3 separate regions of the Mus musculus genome follow, and regions 1 and 2 are each linked to region 3. Evidence: chromatin loops called from intact Hi-C (ENCODE). Cell type or tissue: left cerebral cortex. All regions are shown on one strand.

Region 1 (8,000 bases), 51 kb before region 3:
CTTCATGCCATCCACATATGAAGCACACACAAGGACCCAGTCACAGTTATCAAAGTGTGTGCACCTGTCCATCCTGCCAGCAGCACCCAGGACCCCTGGCAAGATGCAATCTTGAACTATCACAAACCTTCAGGATCTAAAACCCTGGGGTCGATCACCAGGGCTGGCATTCAAGAGTCCCTGGTCACAAATTCTTGAGAATCTAATGATGTTGCTTCAAAGTCTTGTCTCCGATCCCAGATCTGACACCACCCAGAACTTGTTGGCCACAGCTTTAGGCCTTACCCTAGATCCTGTGACCCTGAAATTTATGAGCGAGAAGCCTACATGGGATGTGTGTGTCAGAGAGACCTCAGGTAGCCTAGGTTAAAATTCTCATTCTCCTGCCTCCGGCCTCTGAGGGCTGTGATTTTGCCAGCCGGCCAGTGTTTTAACAGCTGATTCTGATCATATGAAATTTGGAAAACAACTGCGGGTCCCGTTGAAGCTGCAGACCACCATAACCCCGGGAGCTCTAAAGGATTACTAATGCCTGGCCTCACCCAGACCAGGAAACAAACCTCCCGGGACTCACAAAGTTCTCAAGAGAATTCAGTGTGCGGCTCAGACTGTAAACCAGTAACTTCACCTACTGACCTCAGTAAGAAAGTTGTTCAAGGGAAGGGGTAACTGAGAACCCTGTTGTAGATTTGGTCTAATGCCACTTTAATTATGTTAATCCCCCCCCCCAATTGCACAAGAATCCTCAGTGTGCATGTAAAATTCGGAGGGACCCTGCCCCCAGTTAGTTTTGATTGGTAAATAAAGTTGCTGACAGCCAATGGCTGGTCAGGGAGACAGAGGTGGGACTTTAGGATTCCTGGGCAAGAGACTGAGGAAGGGGAGAAAAAGATAGCCACCATGCCACGGAAGGAGTAGATGCCACGCCTGAGGTGCTGGACAGAGAACACAGCTGTCATGCAGGTGCTGGGGAAACTCAGTCTGAGAGGGCAGCCAAGGTGGAACACAGGTAAGTGACGAGTTGGAAGGTCCATCAGCCAAGTGGAGGTTAGAAGTGGCCCAGCCATTGAGCTGTTTAAGGCATATTAAAACATAAGGACACTGGGGCGGATATCGAGGAGTGCCGCCCCCTCTGCCGGGTCAATGTGAATATCGATAATTGGAAACTGAAACAGAGCCAGGATCTAGGAGGCTCAGGTTGCTCCCCCACTGCCCTCCGACAACTACTCAGCCTGGTAAACGGTACAGATGCCCCACAGCAAGCAGAACGTTTTGGACAAGGACTGGAAAGCAAAACGTTACATTTTTAGCCAAGCAAACGTCAGAAATAAATGCCAGCCTCGGCACAGTGCATGAATGCGGGGGTGGGGTGGGGTGTGTGTGTGGGAGCATCTGATGTTTCCTGTAACTTCCCTTCCAGTGTTTTCCTTCTCTTCTGTTACTTTCTCTACCTGAAAACATTCTGAGTTTACATATTTTTCATGGCCAGAGAGCAGCATTAAGAGTCTGGTATACCATCAGATGTGGAGGCTGTGGGTTGGAAGGTTTGACAGGGAGGAGTGTGAGACCTGTGGGTTTCACTGTCAAAAGTGAGGTTGGACTAAATCCTCTCCAGCGGCTTTCTGTCCAAGTTTTCAACGATCTCTCAGCTACACTGCATAACAGGCCATGCACGCTGCTGCTTTCTTTCTAGACTGGCACCATGAGGCATATATATCCTTTGGGTCTTATGTCCTCTTTCAAGGCCAGTTAAGTCTGTCACTCACAGGCCTATGAGAACTTTGAAGACTCAAGATGCAAACCCAGAATGAACAAGGAACGGAGGGAGAGGAGGTGGGCTTGGGCCTTTGGAGACCAGACTGGAGAGAGGGTTGTGACACCAGAGTTCTTCCTCCGTCCCATGACAGAAATGCAAAATATCTCGAGATACCAAAAGGAACCGCTTCTTGTCAAAATGTCACAGATAATGCAGTAAGGGTTCCACGAGGACAAATGTGTACAGTGAATATTTGCTGAAACGGTTATCTTTGTTATATCTTTTACCATATTAAAAATGTCACATTTTAGCAGGGTGTGGTGGCGCACACTTTTAATTTCCTTTGGGAGACAGAGGCAGGCAGAGCTAAGTGAGTTTGTGGCCAGCCTGGTCTATATAACAAGTTCAACACCAGACAAGGTAAATAGTGAGACTCTGTCTCAAAACTACGGAAGCAACAATACAAGTCACATTCTGGACCCTACCATCACTGTTTTCTTTAGCTACCATCTTGGGGTCCTGGACCAGAGGACCATGTGTATGTCGCTTCAGACGACTCTGGTAGGAAAGCGGGCAGATGCCCCCTTTACAGTCAGTCCTGCAGGTGCCTCTTAATAAGGAAGGCTCTGGTTCCCTCCTGACATGTGACTCATTTTTGTTTCTAAAGGAATCTAGGTAGAACTCTCCTCTATAAGCAAATTAACTCAAAATCCTACTTGCCCTTTCCTCTAGCCTGGGACAGGAGTAGAAAAATCTCTATGTTAACACCACCTTTGGAGGACAGAAATCAGGCCTGGGCCCTGGGTGGTGAGCTGCCAGCACCAACAAGCCACATACAGGGGATGCTGTTCACTGGTGGCCATGCTCCTGGCCTGTGCCTACCACACCTCCTCCACTCTGAGGTCCTTGTGGAGGCAGCCTTCAGGGTCACATTCTCTCCACTGGGACTGCCACTCACCGCTTCTACTAGGGCCAGCTAGGGAGCCTCTCAATGCAATACATTCCACACTTAAAACCTTTCAAAGACTTGCTGTTGCCTCCATAACAAACCTTCTGAGGTATTCCAGTTCTACAGTGAGCCTCCAAGTTTCCCCTTCACTTCTATACCTACAAGCTACTTATCCAGATACAGTTTTCCAGATCCGTATTTCCTTAACCCCCGAGGTCAGAGGGCTGCATTAGCCTCTAACGTCTATGCTGAGATAGGGACACTGGCTTTAGTGTCTCCATCTGCTTAAGCCTTAGGTCCCACAACTCAAGCGGCACAGACATGGTCTTGCATCAGAAAGGTTATCTTGAAAGGTTGGTGATATGAACTGTGAATAGTTTATCTCATCCAATAAGGCTCCTAACAAGAGCATAATAAATATTCACAATGACTGTTTTATTCCTACTATCTAGAATTCTGTCCCAGGCACCCCAGGTCTCCAGATCTCCTATCTTCCGAAGCTCAGTTAGAATTCTATTTTCTCCATGACTGGAAGCCCAACCTCTCATGGCTTCTCTTAATTTTCTCAGCTGATCACTGTCCTTCCTCCGTCCCACGACAGAAATGCAAAGTGTCTCGAGATACCAAACGGAACCGCTTCTTGTCAAACGTCACAGATAGTGTAGTGAGGGCCCCATGAGGAAACTTTAAACCATGAGGGTCTCATGCCCCTCAGTAAGCTCTGGGGAGGCCTTGGTCTTACATCAACAGACTGGTAAAGAGGAGCGGGCTGACCAACGATACGAAACTAAGACAGAAGCTCAAAGTCCTCTAAAGCAGTGTTTCTCAGCCTTCCCAATGCTGCCACCATTCAATACACTTCCTCACGCTATGGTGACCCCAACCAAAAAATGATCTCATCGTTACTTCATAACTGTAATTTTGCTACTGTTATGAATAATAGAAGCATCTGATATGCAGAATACCTGGTATGTGACTCTGCTGGGGGTCACAACTCATAGGAACTAGGTATCAAGTTACATTTGTAGGAGACAGAGACATCAGTTCTGTCTGGAGGGAGGGAGGTGGGTTCATTTTTTGCTTTGCAGACAGAGAAATTAAAAAATATCCAAAAGTATTCCAAAGAGGCTCAAATTTTATGACAGGCTTCTGAATTCTGTTTATAAGAAGAAAACCATTTACCAAATTTTATAGGGGTGTGTGTGTGTGTGTGTGTGTGTGGAAAATGTCAGAAAGGCCAGAATAATTTAATACCCCAAGCTATGGACCTGGGCTAGCATTTATTTGTCTGGGTCTCTACCAAGTCTCCACAAATGGGCCAGTACTTGAAGCTTCTCCAGCCTCCGTTACTGTCAGAGGAACAGGGGATGCCATGAGCAGTGGCCCCAGAGACTCTCAATGCAAAGGACCGAGAGCCCCTCCCAGCCCTACAAAGAGCACACAGGAGAAGACGCTCCTAGAAAGTTCCTGTAGCTGCTGCTTCTCTGCAGGGCCCAGGTTCAAGTTTTCTCTGGCAACCTGGTCTGTCACAATGCTGCAGGACCTCAGACGAGGTAGAAGAAGGCTCAAGAGGATGGACGGGGTGAGGTACTGAGAAGAGGGCCGCCATCTACCTTGGGCTTCCGAGAGGCAGCGGAGAGACTGTTCCAGAGTGGAAAAGTAGGCCACAACAAACAGCCTGCTTCTATCTTCACACTCGCTGTACCACTAACTGGCCCAAGGACAACAAAGAGAGAGTTATTTATGTGGCTGTCCCCAAGTAACCAAGATACGGGCAGTGCCACTGTAAAGCCATATGTGCTTCCTCCTTCCTTGGAGTAAAGCAAACCTTAATTAGGCCAGGAACATGTGAAGAGCTATAATTAAGCGCAGCAAGCAGCCTTCTTCTCTCCTTGGGAGACAGCTCAGCAGCCAATGCAGGTTTTGTGCATCTTTTCATCTTAAGAGAACATAGCTGTGCATCACAGTGAGGTCCTGGGGACGCAGCTCAGGGAGCTGATGACGTCAGTGGTGAGAACTGACTGCTAACCACAAATGAAGGAGAACCTTCACCATAGTACTTTCTGGATCGCTACCAAAGCCTTCCAGAAACAAGGTCATCAAAAACACTTGAGTCTGATTGGAAAAGCTCTATCCTCATGGTCCGATCACCCCGTCACATCACCCCAAAGCCCTAAAACGACAGAAGGGCTGGCTGGTTTTGGTCATAAGAGGTAGATAAGTTATGTGGACATCATGCCCTGAACAGAGACAAACCAAAGGCAATGAAAACAGACTCCGATGCGATGCTTAAAGACAACGGCATCCCAGATGAGGAATGTTCCAAAGAGCCATTAAGACATTTCACAGATTTGCTGGCCTGTGTATGTTTTTATATCTGGTAGAAGTGAGCACTTTAAGTGAGGAAACAGAGACAAAGAAAAGGCCTGGCTAAGCCCAAGCATGTGTCACACAGCAGTTCTAGGCTCTGCTGCCTACCATGCCTGTTTCTGAATTGTTGGCAAGTCTTTTCAGGAAGGATGCTGAGAAAAAGACCTTTACCTGTAGCGATCTCCTTGTCTGACTTACAGCCAACCATAAGCTATTCCGAAGTGAAAAGCACCCACCTCCCCTACAGTGTAAGGCCACTTTGGAACGAGGAAGGCACCTCCCTTGCTTAAGTCATAAGGACCGCTCCCGCACACTTGACAAAACTCTAGCACAGAGCAAACAGGCTAACCTGAAACAGGTATGCCTGGAATCCTAAGTACTGGCCCCTTCCCTCTTGTGCTGAAGGTTTTTTGTTTTGTTTTTACTGTTAATACTTCCTCCACAGAAAGGGACAGGGACATTGAGAAGGGGACCATTAAATGAGGACACGACAGGTGCACGACATTTAGTAGGTACCATGTAAGTCTGATATTGTAGCTAAAACTCTGGCATTTCTGCTCCCAATACTTGAGAATCTACAACTGGGGCAAAACCAGGAGCCCCTGCCAGGGTCCTTTGCATGAGTTTAAACTCTACAGCCAACCTACTGCAGCCTTGCTTTGCGAAGCCTGGCTTTAACTAAGAACCTGTAAGATGGGGTGGTGGGTGGAGCTGCAGACCTTTTAGTCCCTGTCCTTGGGAGGCAGAGGCAGGAGGATATCTGTTCCAGGTCAACCAGGAACATAGAGGTATTCTATCTCAAAGTGAGCCAGGAACACGGAGGTATCTTGAGGGAGAGAGGGAAAGAGGGGGAGAGGGAGAGGGAGTAGGTGGGGGGGGGAGCTTGTGGTCTTCCCACATCCTTCATTACTTCAGTAGGAAGTTAAGTTCTCAGAGGTCTGAGGAGTCTGCAGAATGAGATCCGAGGCTTCCTCTTTGGCCAAGGTATTCTTTCCCTTCCTCCCTCTGGAGGTGGGTGAGGGGTAGGGAGGGGGTGCTTGGACTGTACTCCCCACTTCTCCTCTCCACTGTGTGTAATCCCCAAGAGGAGCTCCAGCCACACCAGGGGCAAATGCTATCTCCTTCAGATCGCCCAGGGGAGTTCTTCTAAGCAAGGAACTTCAGTTGTGAGGGAACAAAGTATCACCTATTCTGGGCAATGACCCAGGAATGTCCAACCTACAACTGTGCACCCCAAGATAGCTATGAAACCCCAACATAAAACCACAAACTTAAAAACGTTCAAACGTTCTCTCACTGCAGGGGTGGGGTGGGGGGTGTGGGGGTGGGGTAATGATGTCAATATTGTGAACTTTGTAGGTGACAATGTCTTGTTACGATGTCAAGAGGCTAGACACACCTAGCAGAGCTTGCCTACAAATACTGGTCTCTCCAGTTGAGTCAACTTCTCTGCACCCTCCTTAAGCAGGAAGGCAAAGAGCAAAAACCCTTTCCAAAGTGTTCTAAAAACAAAATACTTTCTCCAAAGCCCATTTTCCCACAAGAACATTATCTATTTTGGAAAGCCTGAACCAAAAGAAAAAGGAGACAGTTTGGAATATAATCCTTCCAGAGGAGCTAACTGCTCTGGGGCTTGAGCAAGGCAGAGCCCAGAGGTACCGTGGGAGGCGCTTACCTACCCCTAATTACAGAGGACAGGAGGCTCCGGCTCAGGGAGCAGCCTTTCAAAGGCCACATCACCCATCTTCCCAATAAAACACCATGATTTTCAAAGCACAATTCAAGAAAGCAGCAGTGTGAGCTCTTGGCAACCTGAACAAAGGCAGGAGCTGGCCAGGTGGAGCACACATCCACACCACGCACACCCAACTCCACAGCACTCAGCGCCAACCAGGAAGGCCGAGCTTGTTTTGCCCTACCCCATTCTTGTTCTTTAGAAGTCTGTGCTCAAGTTTTTCTATAACCTCTCAGACGCTTGGGGGAAGACAGGCACATCAACATAACCCCAGAAATGCTAATATGGGATCCTTATCTGGGACACTCAACAAACACTTCTGTTTTAAAGTAAAAAAAAAAAAATTAGCATAGGCTAAATCATTATTTCAAAAGCAGGACCTCAGAGGGGCAGTCGCAGGGCTTTTTTTTTTTTTTTTAAGTTTTGTTCTGAGACAGGGTCTCATTGTCTCAGGCTGACCCCACACTTGCTAGCTAGCCAAGGACAACTGCTAGGCCACGCATACTTCTTCATGCTCAGCTCTGAGTATAATCAGTTCCTTAAGAAGCCAATTCAGGAGATGAGGAGATGGCTTTGCTGGTAAAGAGAGCTGCATAAGCTCCAGGACCTGAGTTAGGATCCCTGGAGCCCATGAGCAAGCCAGGCATAGCCGCATGCGTATGTAAACCCAGCACAGCAAGAGAGAAATGGATAAGTTCGGATTTATGCCAAACCAGGTCTGTCTTCTTGGGAATACATTTTTTTTTTTTTTTTACATACAATTTTAAATGTTCTGAATGATTGAAAGACAATTTGGTCGTATTTTTCACAACATATGGTTCTATGTACCAGAGAAAAAAACACACTCAAAAAGTAATAATTTGTAACCTATAACTTATGTCTGATTGTTAAATAGTATAAAAATGTGACTCTCATGTTTACCCTTTTCCTATTCCTATACAAGGACAGCTTCGGTGGTGCAAACAACTGAAATAACAATGAGGAGATGTAGAGGGGACCTTTGCATTGCAGGCATTTGTCTGTCTGTGAGTGTGGCCTGGGCTGGAGTGGGGTGCTGATGGAATACCACAAAGGCACTTCACTTGGGAACAGAGATACCGAAGAAAGAGGCTGGGGATGGTGTCAGGGAGGAAGACTCAAAGAGCTGGTGTCTGTGGGTTTAGGCAGAGCTGAGCCAGAGAGCCTGGGGG
Region 2 (8,000 bases), 190 kb before region 3:
AACAGTCTTGCTAGCTCAGATATCAGTCAGGTGGGCAAAATCCAGGGTGGAATCTCCCTCAGACTTAGTAAAAGCCATTCCTTAGTAATAAATGGAAATGAATACATTCCTCTGCAGAAAGATGCATTAATTTTACCTCCTGTACAAGCCATGCATGCTAGTATCAAACTTTTAAAAGGTTAACAATAAAAAATAAACGTTGTTCTCTGAAAAAAAAAAAATCTTTCAACATCCTCCTCCAAACATCTGGTTTGAGTGGAAAGAAAGAAGCCGGAGTAAAAGATAATCTTGAGTAAAATGGTTGCGAGCAAGTGTGCTGCTCAGACCCGGGTGGGACGGACAAGGGCCTAGTTAGGCAAATGATAATCCCAAGTCCTCAGCACCCATCCACCCACAAACCCACCCGCAAGAGGTTTCAAGTCGGCCAGGGTGCTCCGCTCCTTCAGACTGAAAGATAAACACACCCATCAAAAGCCCCGGGCTCGGGAGTTTTCTCGGCAAAGGAGACCCGCAAGACCGTGGCGGGTCCACTGAGAAGCCACAGCCCCTCATTCCCGGCCATGAGTTCGCTCGGGTCAGCCGGTACCGCCCAGCACCCAGCGACAGGTCGCAGTGCAGCCCTCCAGCCCTAGCCCCAGCCCCACTTACTGGCGGCGATCGCGGCCCGGCGGCGCGTGCACCCGAGAGGGCCCGGCAGGCAAGGGCAGTGGGATCCGAGCGGGCGAACCCGGCAAGTCCACACCCGTCAGCGCGTGGCATCCAGCAGGAACCCGCCGCTCCGCGGCCTCCGGCAGCAAAACAAACAAAAGGCAGAGTGGCTTCTAGTGGGGACGACCAGCCGCTTTCCCTGGAAAAGCTGCCCTGCAGCTCCCCTCGCTGGCCCCGCGCGGCCCTGCACCACCGCCATCTCCCGGATGCTCGGCAGAGGGCAGCGTTGAGCTTCTGGGCTGCGGCGAACCCACCCGGGGGAGCCGCAGACTTGCCACTGACAGGCTGATTGACCCCAAAATACTCAAATAAGGGAAGCCCCCGCTTAAAAAAAAAAGTTTCCTGCCTGAATGTAAATCAATGCGACTAAACTGCACAGTCACAATGTTTTAAAACAACACATTTTGGCGTCTGTATTTAACCACAGTAGAAAAAATGATTTCAGCATTATTGCAACGTAAGTTTGAAAGACTGAATGGATAGCTTCCGAAGTGAGAAACCAAGGAGATGCAACACTCCTTTCTATGCAGTGGTAGGAAATCTAACACTGTTTGCAGAGGTTCTCAACCTGTGGTTAACCCTTTTGGGGATTCAAAGGTGGCCTAAGACCATCAGAAGACACAGATATTTACATTATGATTCATAACAGTAGCAAAATTACAGTTATGAAGTAGCAACAAAAATAATTTTAAAGTTGGTGATTACCACAACATGAGGAACTGTATTAGGAAGGCAGAGAACCACTAGAACAAACTCACAACATAAATTATATTGTAAAGCCTGAGTGGTGGTGTACACCTTTAATCACAGCACTTAGGAGGCAGATGCAGTGAATCTATGTGAGTTCTGGGACAGCCTGGTCTACATAGTGAATTCAAGGACAGCTAGGACTATGTAATGAGACCAAGTCTCAAACCTCTCTAAAATAAGTCATACCTACATACATATATACTATTGTGGGACCCACCTTAAATCATCTTAAAGGATAGCTTTGAAGCATTTTGAAAAAAAAAAAAAACAAATTACCACCCGGCTCTGGACTCTATCGTTCCACAGGGTGGTAACCCAAAAGGCTAGTAAAAACAAATTGCTAGGCCCCACACCAGAAGTTCTTGGGGCAGATGCTGCTGGTCTGGAGACCCACATCTTTCTAAATAACACTATTTTGACCAATAAATCAGTAACTCTTTTGAATTTAACTCTTTTTGAATTTAACTCTTCCCAGCCATGCTTGATGGAGTTACACATCCGCAGCCCCTGCGTGTGACAGTGGAAGCAGAAGCGCCAACATGAGCTACAGGAGAGCTGGTCTAACAAATAAGACCGAGTGCCCCCCCACACACACTTGTCATGTCGTTTTCCTTTCATTATTTGCCTCTGAATCCTGAGGACTGCAGGCAGTTTTTCTCAGCCCCTGAATCTAGCAAAGCTCAGATCACTCCTTTTGCTCCACTGTTGAAGAAACCTACGAGACAGTCAAGTTCCCCAGGGCTTCTGTTAACCTTACCTGTCTCCTTGTTTACCTATGTGATAGCTAGCCCATAGGACAAATGGAAATCACAAGTCCTCCTTAGTGAACACAAGACAAGGAGCCTAATAAGTCATATAGTGCTCATAAAGGGGAGCTTTAAAAGTAACTAAAATGATTACATTTTCAAACTTAACAGTTCAAGCCAGTCTGCCTTGCAAAGAGAGGAACTGCCTTTGTCTACCTTTGGCAGAGGTCCACTGGGTTACTAAGCAGTTTATATTAGAAGTCCTGGCCCTTGGGAAATTATGACCCAGTAAATACATGTTGAGATAATAAAAACCAGTGATGACGGCTATTGGTTATGACTGAGTACAAATAAGCGGTAGTGAACTGTAGCTGTGTTTTAATAAAACAGGCTTGTTGCTGTGAAGCAAACAGGGTTTCAATTAGGTAGGTACTGAATTTATCTTCACAAATATTTATCTTGTTAAATTTTACTACTTCATCAACTCGTTTGGATAAGAGAAAACGTGTTAATTGGCCAGCCCGCCTTAAACATTCAATCCTCACTCTTCATCTGAAAACTGACGTTTAGGGCTCATTGTTGTTTTATGTGCACTGTTGGTTTAGTATGTCTGTGTGAGGTCATCAGACCCCCTGGAAGTGGAGTCACAGACCATGTGGGTGCTGGGAATTGAACCCAGGTCCTCTGGAAGAGCAGTCAGTGCTCTTAACCACTGAGCCATCTCTCCAAGCCCCAATCTGGGGAATTCAAATCACGTCTGTTATTAGTCTTTTTTAAATTTTTTCCATTTAAAACCTAATTTTAAAGGGATCATTGGGAGAAGTGTTTTTCTTGAAAGACCTGAAATCTAGAGTCTCCTTTAAAAAACAAAGAAAACTACTGACATATTGGCATCCGTCGAATACCTACATCATAGGTAGTTAGTAGTGTACAAATGAAACCATCCATAGAGAAGGGCTGTTCTGAAATATAGGATTTGGGCAACATGTGCCTAAGGATGCAAGAGGCATATAAGCTATAGGGAGAATCAGCTGCTTTCTGATTGGCTCCGAGACCTGCTCCAACCTTGTCAAAAGTCCATGGCCCTATGGAGGAAAGAGGAGGTTACAGGCCCCACGTAGGGAGCCCTTGACTGTTGTTTTGCTAAATGCACATGTTGTTAAACTGCTTTCTGTCTTTTTATATGCAGAGATTAATGCTGTTTCCAACCTTCCTCGTGTGCTAGTTGGCCAGCCCACCTTAAACATTCAACCCTTTCAATGAAATTGACTAGTTCTAACACTGTGGAAACTTCATGTGAAAGCTGATGTTTAGCTGATGTTGTTTTGTGAGAGACGGTCTGGCTGGGTCTGGCTGTCAAGAGCACTTGCTGCTCTTGCAAGGGGCTCCAGTTTAGGTTTCCAGAATCCATGTGAAATGGCTCACAATCACCTCTAAGTCCAGTTGCAGGTGACCTGATACCTTCTGGCCTGTTTAGGAACCTTCACACTCATGGTGGCACATAAACTTACACAAGCGTACACACACAGAAGTAACAGTAAGCAAGTCTTTTAAAGAAAGGAATTAAAAGGCAGTTAAGAAATCTCGGGGAAGTCCCCGAAGAGCCACCATACGATTCCGAGGAAATAGAAGCCTCCTTCCAGGGTTCTTAGTCTCATTAATAAAATAATTTAAATTTGGACACAGACAGCACCTCAAGAACTAGGAAAACTAGGACTGGCGAGTTGTAAAACGGGAAACAGCCAGGAGGATGAGACTGAAGCAGAGAAACAGGCGTGGAACACGACCGGAAGGGGAACTTCGGAGGACAAGGAAGCTCAAAGCTTTAGTTAAGGAATGTAAAAGCATTCTTGGTCTCTAGCTAGAAAAAGTTTACCTGGTTCTGCCTGAATCTCATGGTGGCTTCTAGGGAATGACACCCTAGATTCTGGAAGAAAAATGACATTGTCTTAAATTGATTTCACCTTCCTAGGGGTAATCCCATGGGCCAAGTCCCTGACCTATATCCCACTAGATTAGTCTATAAGGGAGGAGCCAAGGACAGTCTCCACCTAGAGGTGGATTCCATTATTTACAAAATCTGCCGAGAATAGGTGACAGTGCTCAGCCCTAAATGGGACATATCTATATCCACTCCCCAGCCCCCAGCTCCGGGAACATTAAAGAAGATGGGGTGGAGAGAATGTAAGAGCCCGGGGACAGGAAAGAGTGTTCCGAGATGCTGTCTTTTGGATATGTCACGACAGGTGTATTCATCAGCCTACTGAAATTATGATAATTTCTACAAAATCAGGCCCAAAAGATAAGGCAATATTCCAGCATTAACTGGACTCAGTGGAATACAAACTAACTAAATAGACAACATACACAGGATTTGCAATTTCTTACTGTAATCAAGTTGCACCCCTCCCCTTTTACCTCCATGTCTTTGCCGAAGACGTACTTCATTTCTGAGCTCCAGAATAAAGTAGCACAATAAAATTTTAAGTTCTGTGAAGTCGGGTGAATGTAGCGTCCTGGCTGTTAGGTTCTAACACTTACAGAAACTCAATAAATGTTGTCTAAATGTCTGTCAGAGGCCAGGAAGCCCGTAAGTTTTGCTAGCATATGCCTGTAGGTGAAAAAGTTCTAAAATGTGCAATCCAAGTGCCTTCTATTGACGTGGAATCGGATGTTTGGACTGTAAGAAGTGGCACCGGGTTGGGGGTGGGTGGGTGTAAGTTCCGGCTCAACGTGGAACATTTGACTACAAATCCCAGCGTCCCTTGTAGTGTCCACTCCTTCAGGAGTCGGGTTTCAGGCCTTGAAAAGGGCCGTCCTTCCCCCGTTGTATTGTGGGATCTGTAGTTCGACGTGACTTGCGTTGGCTGTTACCACTCTCCGGCTGCACACATGAGCGTACGTTTTCTTCGGTTCAGAGTCTGTGGGGTTCAATGATTGTTGAGTTTTCGCTCTCTTTTCTCATTCTGACAGGGCACCCAGTGTCCAGGGCGCCTAAAGTACTGTCCCCTAATGTCCAATTAGGATCGACTCAGGGGGCTCTACTCCAAATTCAGGTTCAAACATTTTGAGCTAACGTCTGCTCCTTCCTGCCTGGGTGTTCTCAGCATCAAACAGGCGGGCTGAGTGAGGCGGGCCAGCTTAGCTCCACCGACGGCTGCACACAGTAGGCCCATCACCCTAGCTCGCGACGGGTGGCTGGTAGCCAAGCAGGCGGCGGCGACGGCGACGACGGCATTGCGCATGCGCGGCGCGGCGGCGCAGTTTCCGCAGCAGAGCAGGCAGCTCCGCCGCTGCGTCCAGACGTCTCCTGCTGGGCCGACGCTCAGCTCTTCGCTCGGTGCTCGGCCTCCGCTGGCGACCGGCGACCCCTCCGCAGCTCGAGTCCCCGGCCGCCGCAGCGCGCCTGCCTCCGGCCCCCTGTCCCGCGAAAATGGCTGCCGTACGCCGGGCCCGCAGTTATTGCCGCTGCCTGGTGCGCTTCTCCGACCGAGAACTCTGCTAAGCCGCGCTGCAGCAGACGGGCAGGAGTAGACACCGGGCAGCCGCCACCCCTCCGGGAGCCGGGCGCGGGAAGCCCCTCGACTGGGCCGGCCGCCGGCCAGCATGGTAACCGAGGAGGGAGGGCAGCAAGGGCCGGGTGGTGAGGGCAGGGTTTGACGGATAGCCGAGGAAAGGCCCGCTTCGGTCACTCCAGACTGTCCGAGCTGGGAGTCGGGTCTCAGGTGACCTGTCCTGGCTTCTGCACAAGGGAGGTGGCCCTGGCAAGCGGTGACACTTGTTGATCGCTTCTGTTCTGGCAGCCCGGCCCATAGATGATTTCGGGAGCTCCACGTTTGGGACGCACGCCCTCGAGGTGTCAGTGGCCCTGGTAGGATATTCGCAGGCAGTGCTGGCAAACTGGACTTGGAGGGATTCTTGCCAAGTTTCTTGATAGCGAGGGCCTAAGCCGCTTCTCTGCTGTGCGGACGGAGAGACTGCGCCAAGCTCCATGTGTGACAGCTCCGGTCTCACGGGACTGTTGCATGGAGTATGTAGGCTCTGCAGTGACTTAAGAAACTAGTTTCCGGCTAGGGCTGGATGATTTAAGAATGAAAGATACCAGACTGACTGGGAGAACACTCAAGTGGCTTTTTTTTTTTTTTTAACATGAATTGGCTGCAACGGTTTATTTTATGAAACTAGTCTGGTGCACAGAAAACACACTAATTGATTCTTCTTCTAAACTTTCAAAAGTAGTCCTCAAACCACGATTAAGCCCTTAACCTTCTTTATGTTCAGTTAATCTCATCTGCGAAGAAACTAACCCACTAAACTATACCATGATGCTTGAGTAATTTTCAACTATGAAAATACTGATGATTAACTAAGCTCCTGCTTATTTCAAGTGGGATTAAAATCGACTAAATGTAGTAAAATTCCAGTTCCTACTGTCAAAATCAAGGTTAACAATGGATTCTGTTCTGAGATAGGCATTCTGTATTCAACTAGTTATTTTTGAGCCTCCGACTAGCCTGGCATGGTGTGGGGTTTGGTGCAGTACCAGATCTTCAATATTAGCAAACCTATTAACTGTGATCTGTGATAAACTTTTAATCACATCTGAAAAGATGACCCAGAATTCAGAATCACTAATTCTCTTTACAGATCTCTCTCTCTCTCCCTCCCTCTCTCCCTCTCCTTAAATTAATGTTTTAAAGTGTGTGCTAGATTTATGTTAACTTGACACAGACTAGAGTCATCTGAGAGGAAGGCACGCCTCACCTGAGAAAGTGTCTCCGAAAGATCAGGCTGCAGTCAAGCCTGCAGGGCATTTTCTTAATTAGTGATTGATGGGGAGGGCCCAGCCCTTTGTGGGTGGTACCATCCCTTGGCAGGCCGGTCCTGGGATCTATGAGAAAGTTGGCTGAGCAAGCCATGCAGGAACAAGTCAGTAAGCAGCACACCTCCATGGCCTCTGCATCAGCTCCTGCATCCACCATTGTGTCCTGTTTGAGTTCCTGCCCTGATTTCCTCAGTGATGAGTAGTGATGTGGGAATGTAAGCCAAGTAAACCATTTCTTCCCCAAGTTGCTTTCGGTCATGGTGTTTCATCACAGCAGTAGTGACCCTAACTGAGACACCATGCCGTGTATGTGCAGGTGCCCACAGAGGCCAGAAAGAGAATTCCAGTGTGCTGCTGGACACGAATGCTGGGAACCAAACTCAGGTCCCCTGGAAGACTATCCAGCCCTCAACTGCTGAACCATCTCTCCAGCTCACAGATGTCTCTCCAAAGAAAGAGATCCCAGTATAGTGCTCACACTCAAATTCCTCCTAGCACATGAGAGTCTGAGGCAGGAAAATCACTGCAAATTCAAGGCCAGCCTGGTCTACATATCGAGTTTCAGTCCAGCCTAGGCTATACACAATGAGACCCTGTTTCAACTAACAAAAACTAATGATGCTGGTTTTTTTTTTTTTTTTTTTACCCAAAATCATGTGGTGCTTTTGGTCCTAAACGTACCAGCTGTGACAAAGATGTGCTCTCTGCCTTCGATACACTCTTTCTACTGAGGGAGACAAGTGATTTCAATAAGAATGTATTTGTAAGGTGACAGAAAACAGTTGGAAAATGCTGCTGACTGAATGTTGAAGTAGATGCAGCTAAGCAAGGAAGAAGGCAATCCAGGCCCAGAAGAGCAAGCAGCACACTGAGTAGCACTAACCCATTAGAGCCGGGAAGCTCTTCAGATCAGGCTAGCTTAGTCCGACTGCCCGACAACAGCAAGAGGGCTGTACTCCGTGGGACTCGGG
Region 3 (8,000 bases):
CCAGTGTACTCCGGGGCGGGGGGGGGGGGGGGGGGTGGGGGGGGAGCTCTACTTGTAGTATTCTGTTACGAGACATCTCAGGAAAGAAGACAGGATTTGGCACCAGCACCGTCTAGGCTGCATGAGTTGTGACCTTGGGCAAGTATCTAAACTGAGCATCTTCTTATAAAGTAAGAATCCTCTGGTATCAATTAATAGAGTCTGAGTGAGGTCCGATCTCAGGAAGTGATCTAGTACTCGGACACCACCACCTTAATAACTTAGCCGTTATTACAGCACAACCAGGCTAAAGTCGGACTTCTGCTGTCTCTACCAGCTTCAGTCACCTGCACTTCCTTCTTGTTCAGTGATTCCATACTTGTTCACACTCCAAACTTCCCCTTATTTTCAACAACCTGGTGTTAATGCAAGCCCTCCCTAACAGCCAGTATAGCAGCCAGTTAGGTGAGGTTGAGAGTCAACCCACCGGTGGGATGAATACCAGGTTATCGGATCCTTCTGCCTGGCCGTGCTTAAAGGGGCCGAGGCTTAAAGCAAAGCACCTCAGGGGGAATCCAGACAGTTCCTAGGAGTCATCTTGTAAAATGAGCCTAAGGATCTATAACCAGCATGTCAGAGGACTGCAGTGCACTGGAGCAAAGGTCTTGCTTTCAAGGCCATTACAAAGGTGCGATGGTAAGCTTATTTAAACTGGGCTTTGCTTCGTGAATCAAAAGCACCCTGACCAATTCAGTCTTATTAGGCACTGCACTATCTGACGGACAGTTGTGCCATGTGTCCCAGAAACCTACCTCTGGCTCTCTTTTGGTGTAAAGTATAAAATAAGTATGCACAAAAGGGCTCCCAGTGTAAGCCAAACCAAGAAGCCTTTTGGAATCACAAACTGCTTCACTCATCTTTGGATCCAAACACCCCAGCCATGGACATATTTAACACATACCCACTAAGTCAGAAAGTTAATAAAAATGAATTGTGGATTGGGGACATACCTCAGTTGGTACACTGCTTGCCAGACCTGGGTCCCATGCCCAGCACAGCCCAGACCAAATGTTAACCTATACCTTATTATCCCTGTGCTTAAGAGATAGAAGTAGGAGGATCAGAAGTTGAGGGCTGACCTTTCAGAAACCCCTAAGATGAGGTCGGCCTAGACTACAATGAGACCCTGTCTTAAAACAAATGAATCAAGAATAGGATAAATACAGGAACATACTTCAGGCAGACTGAGAAGCAGCAAATTGTTAATCCTATGGTTTAGTGTGTGTGTATTCTACTTTTGCCTGCCAACTTACAATACCATAGACCACTTCCTCTCAGTTACCTGTCTTTTCCTGCATGCATTCCCATTCAGAGGCCATTCACATGGCTGCTTTCCCCCATGCCTCGTTTCTGTTTTTCCTGCCTCAGAGAGTTGAACCCAGAAGTTCACACGTGCTGAGTTTGGTTTAAGATGGTTCAGCACATGGTTAGAGTATTTTAAGTTAGCAAATAGCACAATTACATAAATGACATGTAGCTGACTAGACAAACAATCCAACAACAGACAGATGTAGTGAGAAGCTGGAATCCTGGAGATAAGGCTGTGTGTTTTTCAGAAAGTCAACATCTCTGGGCCTTAGCTCCAGGTTTGTTTGTTTGTTTGTTTGTTTGGGTGATTTGAGACAAGGTTTCTCTGTGCAGCCCTAGCCCTGGAACTAGCTCTGTAGATCATGCTGGCCTTGAACTCATAGAGATCTGCCTGCCTCTGCCTCCTGAGTGCTGGGACTAAAGGCAGGTGCTACTATCACCTGGCTGCTAGTTCCAGGTTTTTTAACAAAAAGATGGGTAATGGGACTCCCTAGAGGACCCTGGTTTGTGGAAAGAAACACTTAGCAAATCTGTTCTTAGCATCAGTTCATGACGCAGGATTGAAGGAGCTCAGTGGCAGTGTTTACTCAGCACGTGTGAACTTCTGGGTTCAGCTCTCTGCAGCAGGAAAAACAGAAACAAGGCATGGGGAAAGCAGCCATGTGAATGGCCTCTGAATGGGAACGCATGCAGGAAAAGACAGGCAACTGAGAGGAAGTGGTCTATGATATTGTGAATTGGCAGGCAAAAGTAGAATACACACACACACACCTCACACACACACACCCCTGGGAAGGTTAGTGTGTGTCAGAGTTTTTTTGTTAGGCAACAAATATGCTCTACTCTGCCATAGTTCCTGGAAGACAAGGCAATTTTGCCTCGATTTGTATGTAGACTTCAAGTTGGAAATCTAGCACAAAGGTGAGTACTTCCCCTCTAACAGCAGCACAAGCAGTAATTAGCGGAACTGCTGGGGGAAAGAATTCTGTGAACAACAGGCATCCAAAGGCTAAGGCTCTGGCCAAGAGAAACACTGTTAATCCCAGGGAAGGAAAAGGAAACATTTATCAAACCACTATTTAGCAGACCCCCTGTTGGGTTCTTCCATTTACAGTCTCTTGAAACCACCTAATAAATAAATCAGTTACATGGGACCCGGCTGGCTGACAAGGAAACCGAGTCAAGTAAGAACTACTTACTAGTTACCTATTTTGAAAAACCCAACACCCATGTTTCCTATTCATGGTTAAGTTTACCCTCCATTCTGTGAAAGTATATAACATTCCTCCTTTCTGTCTTCAGTTCCAAACTGAAAGACAAAAAGAGAATAGAAAAGGAGATGGCCTATGGTGGATGTTCCTGGCACTGACGTTATCAGGAGAAAAATCTCAAAGGAAAGTAGCCCCCCCCCCTTTTTTTTTTTCAAGGTCAGAGCTTTCGCAGAGAAACCCGGCAGTACTGGGACTGACTAGATAAACGATGCACCTGTGCCCAGCCATAGATAAAATCTACGGTGTGCATTCGCATTCATCTAATGCAAAGCTGACTGTATCTGTAGATTTTTGACCCAAATGCTGTGGCCTGAGACTTTGCAAAAGCACAAAGACTTGCAAGTACAAACCAACAGGTTATAACTGCCAAGCGGTTAGAGGAACGAATTACAAAACCAACAGACAACACTGGCCCTCCTGTACAACTGTACAAAACACTTCCTGCCACCAGCCCTGACATTAAAAAAACAGAAAGACAGTCGAGGCTTGGGAGGAGGGCTGCTCGCTCCCCCACAATTTCTTATCAGACTTCTCCCCGGGTATCCTCCAGCTAGGGAGTCATGCGTTGCATTCTTTCAATCGCCCCCTCCCCTTACGAAAATTCATCCAATGCATCCTTCAAATTTGCAATCAAGGCGCCTGGAGATAAGCATAATGTAATCTAGAGCAGGGACGCCAAGTTCAAAGGTGCCGAAGGCTTCAAGATCGTCTAAAAAGAACTCTCTCTGGACCTTACTATCTCCACCTCAAGGATAGGGGAAGGGGAAGGCTTGCTGGCAAGCAAACAATAAAGGACACTTTCCCTAAAACTCTGAGCAGCGCACTTTATGGATTCGCAGACTCCAGGCCGTTACCCGCAGCTATGCGTCCGCGTCTCCACCCTCCCGGGGCAGGCTGGGCTGCAGATACCCGCTGGAGTGGTCGCGGGAAAGCGGGCGTCCCTGGCAGCAGCAAAGGAGAGGAAAGCAGGGAAAGGCCAGCGCGCGGCCCCAAAGCCCGGTACTGCACGGACCCACGCGGACTCCTCCTCGGCAGCCCTTACGGTCGCTCAGAGAAAGCTCGGAGGAAGATCCAAGCGCGCCGCCATCCTTCCCTGCGATCTCCGCGCCTGTCAGTGCGCCAAAGTGGCTGCCACCCACGAACAGGTGCGAAAGCATCCATCCCGGCGGAGCTCCGCTCGGCCCGCGCCCCGCGCTCGCCGGGCCACGGTGCCTGCCGCCCCCCGCCCAACCCGGACCTCACGGCGCCAGCAGCCTGGCCGCACCCCAGTGCCTTGGCACCCGCCAAGTTCCTGAAGCAGGCGGCTCACCTCTCTGCCTGAGCGGCTACGGGGAGCACCGGACGGCAGCAGGACCGCGCGAGCAGGAGGATGTGCAAGCGGGCGCGGGAACAGAAGCAAGCTGCAGCCGCGATGCAAGAGGAAGGCGCCCGGCAGCTTCAACCCCGGCGTGGGCTGACCGTGACGTCACAATGGCGCGGCCAGCCAATCCGAGCCCGGAGGCAGGATCAAGCGCTATGATGTCATGCGGCCTTGGAACCAATCCTGGGGCGATAGAACTTTCGTGATTGTAAATTCCAGAATCAGATGCGGTGAGCAGAGGAAGCCAGGGTTGGTCTCCTGTGGTTCACGTGTCTCGGGGCAGTTTTCTTGCTTCTTCCTAATAAGCCTGCGTGGGACGCAGAGTCTGCGCAATAGCCACAGTGAAGTTCTGGATGCCCTGAACTCTTTCCAACAGCCGGGGGGCAGGGGCAGGCTTGGCGGTGGTTTTTTTGTTTTTGTTTTTGTTTTGGCAGGTGCCCACCCACCTAACGGGTTTCGCCACCATTGTGAAGGGGACCCTTTTCATGGTTTTAGCAAGGGTTCTAAAACCTAGGTGGAGCTGCTGTTGCGCAAATTGAAGCAACAGAAATCACTCAGAACTTTGCAACCGTAATTCTAGGATAGGTTGATCACACACTATTGGGAGTTTTGATATTTCTACTCTACGAAATTATCAGTCTTGTAATGAAATACTGTAATGTCTTTCAGCTGGGCAAATTCAAAGACTTAAAAGGGACGCAGGTACAAACATAAGAGCCTTTCTAGTTTTCGCTGCTGTTTGATAAATCAAGGCCTACAACTCTTACTTCAAACGTTAGAAATGTAACCTTTTGTTGTGCCCCCTTTGCTTTACACCCACTGACACAACACAGCCAAGCAGTCATTCAGTGTAGAAACATTTTTTTTAAATTATAGTAAAATGTTTATTGTATATTCAGCAATGTTCCAGGACCCAGACCACTGTCATAGGAATACGAATATACAAACTATAAACATTAGATAATTTAAACATTCACAAATTGCTGTAGCAATAACAATTAGTTGCCATTCATTTCTATAAACACTGAGTAAGGACCGCCTTCCCCGCAACAGTGCTGAGTGCTAACCATAAGTGCATGTCTGTCTGTCTATACAGGAAGTGTCGTTCAAGTGGCATGTGAGTGGTCATCTGTGCAACCTGGCCTCCTAGCATTCACCGTGTTCATTGTAATTGTCTCGTAGCTTTCACATACCAGGGACCGCTAAGATCTGTAGGCAAGTAATGCACTAAATCTAGCTTGTTTCTCCCCTCAATGGCATTTACAAGGCTCGAGGCATCATCTGCGACAGTTCTTTGTAATCTGGAGTATGACAAGAAGTCCTAACCATTTTTTTTTTTTTTTTGAATGGGTGAAGCATGAACTCAGCGGTGCCATGTTTGATCCCTGTTTCAGCTCCACTTGCCATCCGTGTTCCTCCTGTTCAGGATTCTTAACTCTTCTCTAGGCTATTTACTAGCAAGGCATACTCTTCTCTTCCTAGGGTTCCCAGTGTGTAATTTACATATGCAATCAGAGGCAGGCGGGACCTTCCCTGACACAGCAGCTAAATTTACTCCACTCCACAAGGTGTGAAATGACCAGCCTCATAGCTACCCCCATTTTAGTATCTTTGAATTCAAGTGTAAATCTGCAAGAAACGCACAGAACTTGTATAACCTCCCATCTTAGCTATTTTTTTCCCAAATAAAAAATCCCTATTCAGTGCCAGGCTTACTAAGTGATGGAATGGAAGAGAAGTGCTTTGGGTACCATGAGAACTGGATTCTTGGCCTCAGGAACTATAAGAACCATGAGAAGCTATCCCTGCCATTTTACCTAGCATATGTGATTTGAGATAGTTCTTTAGTAGTGTTCATGTGGTAATATAAAAAAATGTGTTTTTTCTATTAAATAATAATTTTATTCTCTATTTACTTTTAAATTATGGCAGCACCCCCCACCCCAGACACTTTGCTCTTCGTTTTTATCAGTGAGCCTACATCTCCTCTAATACACTTCCAAGTATGTAAGGACTGCTTCAGTATTACTTTTGAGGAAGGAATTATTTAATATCCTGGGCAATTTGTTTTATTGCAATAGCAGCTGCAGTTGAATTAAAAATGCAATTAACAGCTTCATTATAATACCGAATTCTAATGACTGAAGCTGCTACTGTTCGATTTGCATGGCATAATGAAACCTGTCTCTAAAGTGAAAAATCTATGTTAATCTCTGAACATCTCCAAGTTGAGTAGAATCTAGGATGACTGTGGTTTTATACTAAGAATGACACTGTACCATCTGTTGAGGTCTCTTGCTCCCCTTTCTTCTTTTCTTCTTCCTCTTTTTCTTCTTTTTCTCCTGTTTTTTCCAGTCAATGCAGTACTACCTATCAACTTCCCGTCTCAACAGAGTATTAAAGCCCAAATCCTAACAAAAGCCTTTGGACTTTAATTATTTAGCATGTTGCTATTTTTCTAATCTTCTAAAAGTATCCACCTCCTGTGGTGCAACAGAGGAAGCCTTGACTGAGTGCATGGTTGACAAAGGCCAATGCCTTAGACCCAAGGGAATTGGCAGCACCTTCACCTGGGTGAGGCTCAGAGACGTAGCAAAGCCTCCCTCTGGTCCAAGTGGGAGTATAGAAGAATGACTGGCCAGTATGCCAAGGCAACTTTAGCTTCCTTCCCTTGGAGCCTGAGACTGCTCCCCTATGGAGATCTGCTAAGACTAGCTAGCAGTTTCTTGAGGCTCCAGATTGTCCAGTCGTAGGTGCCATCCCATCAAAGTGACTTGTTCCACTTTTTGTAAGCATGTCTGTCCCGTTGTCATTCCCTCATCGCCCCAGTCAGGTTTCCACAACCAAGCCTTGCTGGACATTGTGGTCTTTTTAAAACAATAGCCTAATTGGATACAGTGAGCACTAGACCAGCTCAGAACCCTGGCTCTTACTGGTTCTCTAAGTCTGCAAGGATTTAACCTAGCAATGGCTTAAGGCTTGCAACTTTGTTTCATTATGATCTTTGCATAAACACCACCTCCTCAGGAAGCAAATGACATTTTTCTGTCACTCCATACCACCTTCCCCTTTGCCTCCTGTTTTCTGTATCCTCTTTACTATTTTTCTCCTTAGCACTCATTACTATTTAACATACCACATTTGCTTTTTAACAGTTATTACCTGATCCTCTAATAAGCTTACTGTTTAGGACTGTATCCCAGGACTCAGAGCAATACAATTAGGGTGAAGGCAAGACTGAGAAATGGCTCAGCCCTTAAGAGCATTTGTTGTTCTTACAGAACACTTGAACTCACATCAGGCAGCTCACAAACACCTGCAATTCCATTCCCAAGGGATCTGACACTCTCTGGCCTCCTCACATACATGCACAGACGTGACACACATAAACTCATGCGAGCACACACACAAGTATAAATCTCTTTTTAAAAAACTCAAGTTTGCATTAATTTGAATATCAAACACTTTCCCATTAGATAGAAATTATTATATTTATTACAACAATTAGTCAAATTTTGGGGGCCAGAGATATGGCTCAGCAGTTACAGGCACCCAGTTGGAAGCTCACAACTATCTGTAAGACCAGTTTCAGGAGACTGAATATTTTCTTCTGACCTCTGCAGACACCAGGCATGCACATGACGTGTGTGTGTGTGTGTGTGTGTGTGTGTGTGTGTGTGTGCGTGCATGCACACGTGTGCGAGTGCAAAACACTCATATACATTTTAAAAATAAAGTTAAAAACTGGTACCAGTTTCTCTTTTAATACTGATAAATTTCTAAGACCTTTCCCAGTAAAGCTTGATTGAAATCATTCTTATTATTTTATTGTACATATATATATATATATATATATATATATATACATATACATACATAAATGCTTTGCTCATGGGCATGTCTGTGTACCACATGTGTGCCTAGTGCCCCAAGAGATAAGAAGAGGGCACTTGATATCCTGTGCATAGTTGGGAGCCACTTGTGAGTTCTGGGAATTGAACCTCAGTCCTTGGTAAGAACAA

Evidence for each region. Hi-C counts contacts between places; a loop is a spot of excess contacts. Peaks named below come from ENCODE experiments on the same cell type or tissue, not always from the same donor. Only the 100,000 strongest peaks of a DNase experiment are listed, where the experiment ranks them.
Region 1: a loop joins it to region 3, with 3 times the contacts of the local background. A loop is called at or near these places in 8 of 42 quality-filtered maps.
Region 2: it touches region 3 in a loop (2.7-fold over the local background); 6 of 42 quality-filtered maps call a loop at or near these places.

What each region holds. Positions count from the first base shown.
Region 1 is chr9:77,964,444-77,972,443 of GRCm38, reverse strand. The region is part of intron 3 of Elovl5 (ELOVL family member 5, elongation of long chain fatty acids (yeast)); the gene reads right to left. Gm34771 (a long non-coding RNA gene) reads left to right here and starts at 3,908. Exons shown (of 3, transcript XR_003948188.1): 1 at 3,908-7,526. In left cerebral cortex, no CTCF peak of the experiment used is centred here; DNase peaks (open chromatin) are centred at 1,319, 1,606 and 4,526; H3K27ac peaks cover 710 bases.
Region 2 is chr9:78,106,104-78,114,103 of GRCm38, reverse strand. It overlaps Fbxo9 (f-box protein 9), which reads left to right and starts at 5,448. Exons shown (of 13, transcript NM_023605.2): 1 at 5,448-5,813. The coding sequence starts at 5,811. It overlaps Cilk1 (ciliogenesis associated kinase 1), which reads right to left and starts at 866. Exons shown (of 14, transcript NM_019987.2): 1 at 649-866. In left cerebral cortex, CTCF peaks have their summits at 899 and 4,247; DNase peaks (open chromatin) are centred at 868, 5,019, 5,406, 6,050 and 1 more place; H3K4me3 peaks cover 3,840 bases; H3K27ac peaks cover 2,629 bases.
Region 3 is chr9:77,913,454-77,921,453 of GRCm38, reverse strand. It overlaps Elovl5 (ELOVL family member 5, elongation of long chain fatty acids (yeast)), which reads right to left and starts at 4,089. Exons shown (of 8, transcript NM_134255.3): 1 at 3,928-4,089. In left cerebral cortex, a CTCF peak has its summit at 4,292; DNase peaks (open chromatin) are centred at 3,038, 3,757 and 4,135; H3K4me3 peaks cover 2,112 bases; H3K27ac peaks cover 1,484 bases.